Regions from separate parts of the Homo sapiens genome. Here region 2 is linked to region 1. A link is a loop called in an ENCODE intact Hi-C map of the cell type or tissue named here. Cell type or tissue: mammary epithelial cell. All regions are shown on one strand. Links, peaks and the distances in the headings refer to the core of each region. The heading gives the core; the rest is flanking DNA.

Evidence for each region. A loop is a pair of places that touch in the nucleus more often than their neighbours do. Peaks named below come from ENCODE experiments on the same cell type or tissue, not always from the same donor. Only the 100,000 strongest peaks of a DNase experiment are listed, where the experiment ranks them.
Region 2: a loop joins it to region 1, with 7 times the contacts of the local background. A loop is called at or near these places in 1 of 110 quality-filtered maps.

What each region holds. Positions count from the first base shown.
Region 1 is chr1:44,791,610-44,796,385 of GRCh38, reverse strand. It overlaps a transcript of BEST4 not described here. Among named protein-coding and RNA genes, the nearest start is that of BEST4, 5.8 kb to the right of the region's middle. RefSeq lists enhancers at 2,642-3,331, 4,024-4,715. In mammary epithelial cell, for the core only: a CTCF peak has its summit at 2,536; a DNase peak (open chromatin) is centred at 2,585; H3K27ac peaks cover 896 bases.
Region 2 is chr1:45,228,576-45,233,351 of GRCh38, reverse strand. No RefSeq gene overlaps it. Among named protein-coding and RNA genes, the nearest start is that of ZSWIM5, 24 kb to the right of the region's middle. In mammary epithelial cell, for the core only: a CTCF peak has its summit at 2,605 (motif pointing right); no DNase peak of the experiment used is centred there.

The DNA.
Region 1 (4,776 bases), core at 315-4,314:
TATATGTTTATTTATATATATTTATATATGTTTATATATTTATATTTATATATTTATATATATTTATATATTTATATTTATATATTTATATATATTTATATATATTTATATATTTTTATATATTTATATATTTATATATATTTATACATTTATATATTTATATATATTTATATATATATTTATATATTTATATATATTTTTTATATTTATATTTATATATTTATATATATATTTATATTTATATATTGTTATATATTTTTATATATATTTATATTTATATATTGTTATATATTTTTATATATTTATATATTGTTATATATTTATATATTTATATATTGTTATATATTTTTATATATATTTATACATTTATATATTTATATATATTTATATATTTATATATATTTTTTATATTTATATTTATATATTTATATATATTTATATTTATATATTGTTATATATTTTTATATATATTTATATTTATATATTGTTATATATTTTTATATATATTTATATATTGTTATATATTTTTATATATTTATATATTTATATATTTATATATATTTATATATATATTTATATATATTTATATATTTATATATATTTATATATATTTATATATATTTATATATATTTATATATTTATATATATTTATATATATTTATATATTTATATTTATATATTTATATATTTATATATATTTATATATATTTATATATTTATATATTTATATATATTTATATATATTTATATATTTATATATATTTATATATATTTATATATTTATATATATTTATATATTTATATATATTTTTATATATTTTTATATATTTATATTTATATATATTTATATATTTATATATATTTTTTATATATTTATATATTCATATATATTCATAAATACTTATATTTATTTATTTATATATGTATATATGTATATATTTATATATTTATATATATTTATATATTTATATATATTTTTTATATATTTATATATTCATATATATTCATAAATACTTATATTTATTTATATATTTATATATTTATATATATTTATATATTTATATATTTATATATATTTTTATATATTTATATATTTATATATATTTTTATATATTTATATATATTTATATATATTTATATATATTTATATATTTATATATATTTTTATATATTTATATATATTTATATATATTTATGTATATATTTATATATTTGTATATTTTTATATATTTATATATTTATATATTTTTATATATTTATATATATTTATATATATTTTTATGTTTTTATATATTTATATATATTTATATATATTTATATATTTTTATATATTTATATATATTTATATATATTTATATATTTATATATATTTATATATTTATATATATTTATATATTTATATATATTTATATATTTATATATATTTATATATATTTATATATGAATTTTGGAAGGGGGCACAGTTCTGCCCATAATGGCCTCTTAATTATATCACCAAGTCTAGCAAGATCTAACACACTGTGTTTTTTTGTTTTTTTGTTTTTGACAGAAGGTTTCACTCTGTGGCCCAGGCTGGAGTGCAGTGGCATAATCATGGCTCCCTGAAGCCTCGACCTCCCTGGCTCAGGCAATCCCCCCAACTCAGCCTCCCAAGTAGCTGGGACTACAGCTGGTGCATACCACCACACCCAGCTTTTTTTTTTTTTTTTTTTTTTGAGACAGAGTCTCGCTCTGTCACCCAGGCTGGAGTGTAGTGATGCAGTGACAGGATGGCAGATCACTGCAACCTCCGCCTCCCAGGTTCAAGGGATTCTCCTGCCTCAGCCTCCCGAGTAGCTGGGATTACAGGCACGCACCACCATACCCAGCTAATTTTTTTTTTTTTTTGAGACGGAGTCTCACTCTTTCGCCCAGGCTGGAGTGCAGTGGTGCCATCTCGGCTCACTGCAAGCTCCGCCTCCCAGGTTCACGCCATTCTCCTGCCTCAGCCTCCTGAGTAGCTGGGACTACAAGCGCCCACCACCGCGCCCGGCTAATTTTTTGTATTTTTAGTTGAGACGGGGTTTCACTGTGGTCTCGATCTCCTGACCTCATGATCCACCCGCCTCGGCCTCCCAAAGTGCTGGGATTACAGGCGTCAGCCACCGCGCCCGGCCTTTTTTTTTTTTTTTTTTTTTTTAAGGCAGAGTCTGGCACTGTTGCCCAGGCTGGAGTGCAGTGACACAATCTCAGCTCACTGCAACCTCCGCCTCCCGGGTTCAAGAGATTCTTGTGCCTCAGCCTCCTGAGTAGCTGGGGTTACAGGCCCCCGCCACCACGCCTGGCTAATTTTTGTATTTTTAGTAGAGATGGGTTTCACCATGTTGGTCAGGCTGGTCTTAAACTACTGACCTCAAGGGATCCGCCTGCCTCGGCTTCCCAATGTGCTGGGATTACAGGCATGAGCCACTGAGCCAGGCCAGTTGTTCATTTTTTCAACAAACGTTTTCTTGAGCAGCCTCTATGTGTCAGGTCCTGTGCTGCACCCTGGCGTGACCTGTCGGTAGGACAAGGACACTGGACTGTAATTAGTGCTAAGTGGTGAAGACAGACAGGGTATAGAGGTGGCCTATGGGAGCCCAGAGGTGGGATCACACCCAGTTTGGGGAATGTACGTAGGCTGAGATTTCTAAGTTGAAACCTGAGAGCTGAGGAGGAGTTAGCCAGGAACAGTAATGGACAGGAGGAGAAAGTATTCCATAAGAGGAACCCTGTGCTCCTTAAGGCATGGAGTGAGAGCTGTTGGTCCTTGAAAAAGCTGAAAGTTCAGAGTAGCTGGAGGAAAGGGGAAGGGTGACTGGAACAGTCCAGGGGCCAGAACTCCAAAGGCTTTGCAATGTGTGTGGAGGAGTGAAGGTCTACTTGCCCCTTCCCCAATTTGCCAAGTTCCCAAGCTGACCTAAGTTTTGAATTTGGTGAGTTCAGGTGAAGTCTGACAATATAGCCAGGGAGTGGGTCTGGAAAGTTAGTGGGAAGGAGGGGCCAGGACAGGCTCCTTGCAAGAGAAAGCTGATTTGCCCTCCTGGCCTGGTTCCCTAGAGCCTCCTCCGCAAAGCTGAGGAGCTCCTGCCAAGCACGTAGGTGCTGAGCCTAAGACTGGGTTCCCTTCTCTTCCCAGGCTGGGATTTAAGGTTGAGCTCAGGCTGTCTGATCCATGGCCATGTTACCTCTCTAATCTCTGCCACACAGGACCCTAGCCAGGGGCCACTACTCAGGCACAAAATGAAATCCCATCTGGCCTTTCTTGCTGTTGTCTTGTGGCTTCCTCAACTGGCTGGGTGGGCCCACACCCAGGCTGGGGCTGTGAGCTTATTATCTTGTCTTCCTCTTCTGTCTTTTGTTGTTGTTTGTTTGTTTGTTTGTTTGTTTGTTTAGATGGCGTCTTGCTCTGTCACCCAGGCTGGAGTGCAGGTGGTGCAATCACAGCTCACTACAGCCTCGACTTCCTGGCTCAAGCGATCCTCCAACCTCAGCCTCCAAGTAGCTGGGACTAGAGGCATGCGCCACCACACCCGGCTAGTTTTTTGTATTTTTTGTAGAGATGGGGTTTTGCCATGTTGTCCAGGCTGGTCTCGAATTCCTGGACACCGTGCTTGGGCCAGAATCTCTTGAGTGTCAGGTCACAGAGGCCAACGGAGGAGGGTCAAGAACAAGAGATGCCAGGTAAGGTTAGGACTTGGGAAGGGCTATTGGCTTCAGCAATAAGGAGATGGCAGGTGTCCTTGGTGGGTGCAGAGGTGGAAGGGATAAAGCCAACCTGAAATAAGAGATGTGCTGATAGCCACGGTAGCACTTCCCACTCACCTGGTGCTATTGTGAGCACTTTATACTATTAACTCACCTAATATGCGCAACGACTCCATGTGATAGGCATTATCATCCCCGTGTTCCCATGGGGAATTTTTTTTTTTTTTTTTTTGAGATGGAGTCTTGCTCTGTTGCCCAGGCTGGAGTGCAATGGCATGATTGGGGCTCACTGTAACCTCCACCTCCCAGGTTCAAGCGATTCTCCCACCTCAACCTTCTGAGTAGCTGGGATTACTGGCTCCTGCCACCAAGCCCGGCTAATTTTTGTATTTTTAGTAGTGACAGGATTTTGCCATGTTGGTCAGGCTGGTCTCGAACTCCTGACCTCAAGTGCAATGGCATGATCTCGGCTCACCGCAATCTCCACCTCCCAGGTTCAAGCGATTCTTCTGTCTCAGCCTCCGGAGTAGCTGGGATTACAGGCATGTGCCACCATGCTCAGCTAATTTTGTATTTTTAGTAGAGATGGGGTTTCTCCATGTTTGTCAGGCTGATCTCGAACTCCCGACCTCAGGTGATCCGCCTGCCTCGGCCTCCCAAAGTGCTGGGATTACAGGCGTGAGCTACCGCACCCGGCCTCTCATGGGGAATTTAAAAGGTTCAATGGCTTTCCCAAAGTCACAAAGCTTGGTGACTTTGGTGACCATGGTGAAGCATGGACTTGGGAACCTGGGCAGTGTGGCTCCGGAATCCATTTCACTGCCAAGCCATATAACCACTTCTCAGCTGTGAGGAGGGGACAGGGGAATGGGTGGGCAGGACCAATAGGGAGGGAGAGGAGAGCTGGAGGATAAGGAAAGGTGGGGCAGGTGATTTATGGGCTGAGTGGTTCCCTCTCCTGCACCATAAACAAAGGGACTGGTCAACAGCTGAGAAGGAGATAAGGTGATTCAGGAGGTAGGGACTGGGTGGGCCTGGGGACCGCCCTC
Region 2 (4,776 bases), core at 556-4,555, 440 kb before region 1:
TACTCTCTCTATCCTTCTGGGACCTGAGAGAAAGGTAGTTCACTATATTTCCCCCAATCTCACCAAAGCCTCTGAAATGGATCATCATAGGAAAGTAACTTATCATAACTGCATCCTTGACCAAAAATTTACCCCTTATTTCTATTTAAGTACACATGAAAGCATGGCAAAAATACATTTCAGGGAAACTGATTCCTTACCCCTGCAGCATGCTGTCTGTTGCACAAGAGCTAGTTATGTATCTGAAGTGTGAATGGGCCCAGTTGAGTCTTATTCTGACTTTCCATCACATTGAACTTTGGAGCCTTTTCAAGTCTGTGAAGTTGAGATGGGAACCATTATGAAAAGCTAATGTGGGCCGGGCCCAGTGGCTCACGCCTGTAATCCCAACACTTTGGGAGACTGAGGCGGGCAGATCATAAGGTCAGGAGTTTGAGACCAGCCTGACCAACATAGTGAAACCCTGTTTCTACTAAAAATACAAAAAACTAGTCGGGCACAGTGGCGGGCGCCTGTAATCCCAGCTACTCAGGAGGCTGAGGCAGGAGAATCACTTGAATCCAGGAGGCGGAGGTTGCAGTGAGCCAAGATCGCACCATTGCACTCCAGCCTGGGCGACAGAGCGAGACTAAAAAAAAGAAAGAAAGAAAAGCTAATGTGAATGTTCTGTTTACTTGTGGCTTTTATATAATTTATTCATGCACTTTTAGGCTAGCAGAATTATTCCCATGTTAGTTTAGTATTTCTAATTAACCAAAGTGAACATCACTGATGAGTGGCAAGGCCTCTCAACTGAAGGATGTCTTTATGCTGAAATCAGCACTACTCTGGCAGCAAAGGAAAGACCCTAAGCCTATTCTTCTGCACTGATGAGTAACTTTCTGGGTTCTTACCTGCTCTTAGCTTTTGTTCCTGGGAGAAAAGAGATTGTGATTTTTTTTTCTACGTCTGAATATGCCATCAACCAACAAATTTTCTATATTTAAAAATACTGATTCCCATAGAACTTGTGGCATAAAAAACAAGTGAATTTAATATAAATACAAAGTATTAGTTTGGTGCAAAAGTAATTGCAGTTTTTGCCATTACTTTTAATGAAAAACCGCAATTACTTTTGCTCCAATCTAATAATTAGCTGGCTAGGCATATTTTCTAGTGAGGAGTCCCGATGTCCTCATGGTCAGGACTCCACTCACCATATGAATAAGGTGTTGAAATGATATTTATTTGGTCAAAATGAGAGAGTTATGGTTTGAACTTAAGAAGAATAGCTGGTTCATAATTTACCTGTGGATGGATGTGGGAGACTGAACAATATGGTTTAGAGGCCCAGAAAAGATGTGTCATCTAATGTACAAATTAGAGAGCATGACACTAGATGTAATGTTTTAGTGTAATCAAAAGAAGTTATGAACATATTCAATTCACAGATGCGCTTTTCATTCTCCCTCAAAATTTTATATATTCTCTGATGACTATGTTACTTGTCTATTTTTTCTTCTTCAGACTTCTCATTTCAGCCCAAGAAGAAGAAGCTTCCAGTAAATATATGATCATTCCTAGAAATTTCACATGATTTATGTGACTCAATTATGGGTTTTGTTTGTTTGAGTTGGAGTCTTGGTCTGTCGCCCAGGCGGGAGTGCAGTGGCATGACCTCAGCCTACTGCAACATCCGCCTCCTGGGTTCAAGCAATTCTCCTGCCTCAGCCTCCCAAGTAGCTGGGATTACAGACATGCGCCACGACACCCGGCTAATTTTTGTAGTTTTAGCAGAGACGGGGTTTCACATGTTGGCCAGGCTGGTCTCAAACTCCTGACCTCAAGTGATCCCCCGGCCTTGGCCTCCCAAAGTGCTAGGATTACAGACGTGAGCCACCATGCCCAGCCTCAATTATGTTTGTAATGCTGCTTTTCCCATGCTGCCAAATAGCACTGTTTCACCATGCTATTTCGACCTAAGGCACCCACTATTTATCATCAAGGATCATTGCCAATGATCTTAAGAACTGTCTTTTCTTTTTTTTTTTGAGACAGGGTCTCGCTTTATTGCCCAGGCTGGAGTGCAGAGTGCAGTGGCACGATCTTGGCTCACTGCAACCTCCGCCTCCAAGGTTCAAGCAATTCTCCTGCCTCAGCCTCCCGAGTAGTTGGGATTACAGGCATGTACCACCATGCCCAGCTAACTTTGTATTTTTAGTAGAGACAGGCTTTCTCCATGTTGGTCAGGCTGGTCTTGAACTCCCGACCTCAGGTGATCCGCCCGCCTCGGCCTCCCAAAGTGCTAGGATTACAGGCATAAGCCACTGCGCCTGGCCAAGAGTTGTCTCTTCTTAAAACCCCTCTCTCCAAAATTTTAGGCTTCATTACTCCTCAATCTGTATTCTTTCTAAATGGGGTAACTAAGATAAATAAAAGCTTACTAGGTTTCATCTTGTCAAAAAACTCTATGTCTTGGTATGTTTTCTGCATTTAAAAAATTCACATTGACTTAGGAAAGTGTGATCTAACACTCAGGTTACACTCGGGGCAACTGGCAAGAGTAGGTGGTATGTGTTGGTGATAGTGAGACAGTAAGAGGCTGCTTCCTACCTACCTGCTCCAGGTGGCAGCAGCACCCCAGAAGGAAGGATCAGGGAAGAACTTTCTGAGCAGTGGTAAACCTCCTACAAACCTCCCTCCTCCTCTGGTAGAGGAGTGGGCAAAGTTAAGGCAATGAAGCCCTGACCAAATACAACTATGCCTCAACTAATCCTCTAAGATAGCTTATTTGGATTTTTCCCATACCTACCAGTACTACAATACATGTTGCTGTACACAGGTGAACTTGTCTGATTATTCCTTCGCAATATATATCTACAGCTGAAAATTGCTGAGTTGAAGATATATGAATAATTCTTAACTTTTTGATACAGGTTCTCAACTTGGCCTCCAGAAAGGTGGGTGAAAGTTTCTATTTCCCCATATTCTCACCCATATTCAGTGTTAAGGATCTGTTTCTTTTGCTAGTACAATAGGTTAACTATTGTTAAAATATAGGGTTGTTAGCAGATAATCTTTGTTTTTGAGTTTTGTAGGAACATCTCTGGAGTGTCAACATTAATATACAACATTTGTTGGTGGTTGATATAGTTTTTTTTAATGTTAGAGCGGTATTCTTCCTTCTTTCCTATTTTACTAAAACATCTTTAAATCATAAGGAATATATGCTATACATTATTAAATGCCTTTGGCAACATTTTTTTAAGATCGTGTTCAACCTTTTGGCACCTTTTAAGGTGCTCACATAATTTTTCTTCTTTGAAAATTTATGTGTTAAGTTGTATTAATAGATTTCCTAACAGTGAACCATTCTTACGTTCCTGGAACAAATCTTATATAGTTGTGGTGGATAACTCTTTAATATTCTGCTGAATCAGTGTGCTAAAGTTTTATTTATGAATTTTGGTCAAGTGAGATTTTTCTGTAACTGTTTTTGTGTGCTGTACTTGTGAGGCCTTTGAATTGGGGTTATAGTAGCATTGTGAAAGAAATCATGAACATTTTCTCCTTTTTCTTGGTCTGGAAAATTTTAAGGAATATTGAAATTATATGTTTATTTATGGCTTGAAATAATTTACCTTCAAAATTATTAATAGATGAATCTTGTGCCTTTTCTTGAGATTTTCTTGTATATCTTTTTCAAAATCATTCATGTTTATTGCTACGTCTAGTATTTGGCAAAATGTATTTTGTGAGACACTAGTCCTTTGAAGTAGTCTTTAAAAAACTTTCATGGCCAAAGAAGTCTTGGTGACTCACAATGGACATAACCATGTATTCTGCTGTCAAGAAAAAATGAGGTCTCATTCGTTTAACACAGAATTTCCAAAATGTATTTGATGTGATTTTCTTTTATAACCTAACACTTGTGGCAGAAGCTGCTGATTTTTCAGTCCCAGGATTTATTCTTTCTATCTTCCTTTGGTATTAGAATCCCCAAATCTGTACTGGGCACATGGGTACTCAGAACAAAGACAAAATTTTTCTTTATTCTTTTGTTTTTGTCCTTCTTTTAGATAGTTGCGACTGTATGATTAAGTTCTGGCCAGCAGGATGTGGGTGAAAGTGACATGTGTGTCTTCAGAGTGGTAGCTTTAAAGGAAGGGGCATGATCTACACAATAATTGCCCCTCTTACCAGACTTAATGGAGGGTGCATCTTGGACAAGATGCAAACTGCATGTAGGGTATCCCTGAACAACAAAATAAAAGAAGGCTGGGTGTCTGCCTCCAACAAATAACCATTTCAGCCCTGGGTTTTTATAAAAAAATACAAAACAAAATTTTGTCTCAAACCAAGACACCATGAATCTCCCTTGCCAAAGAAAGTAGCTTGTCTTCCTGTGTTTGCGTACACTAGCCTTGCTTTGGTTGAAAACTGGTAACAACCTAACTGGGATAGTTTTGCAAAGGGATATGCATCCTCCTCAAGAATCACTACAATCACCTTTGGTTGCCACTGGAATCATAAGTAGGATCCAATCTCAGTCTGCTCTAGGGAGTCAGATATTGTGTTAGTCCTTTCTTGCACTGCTATAAAGAAATCCCTGAAACTGGGTAATTAATAAAGAGAAGAGGTTTAATTGGCTTACAGTTCTGCAGGCTATACAGGAAGCATGGCTGGGGAGGCCTCAGGAAACTTTCAATCATGATGGAAGGGGAAACAGGAACATCTTACATGGCCAGAGCAGGAGGAATAGAGAGAATGGGGAGGTGCTACACACTTTTAAACAAC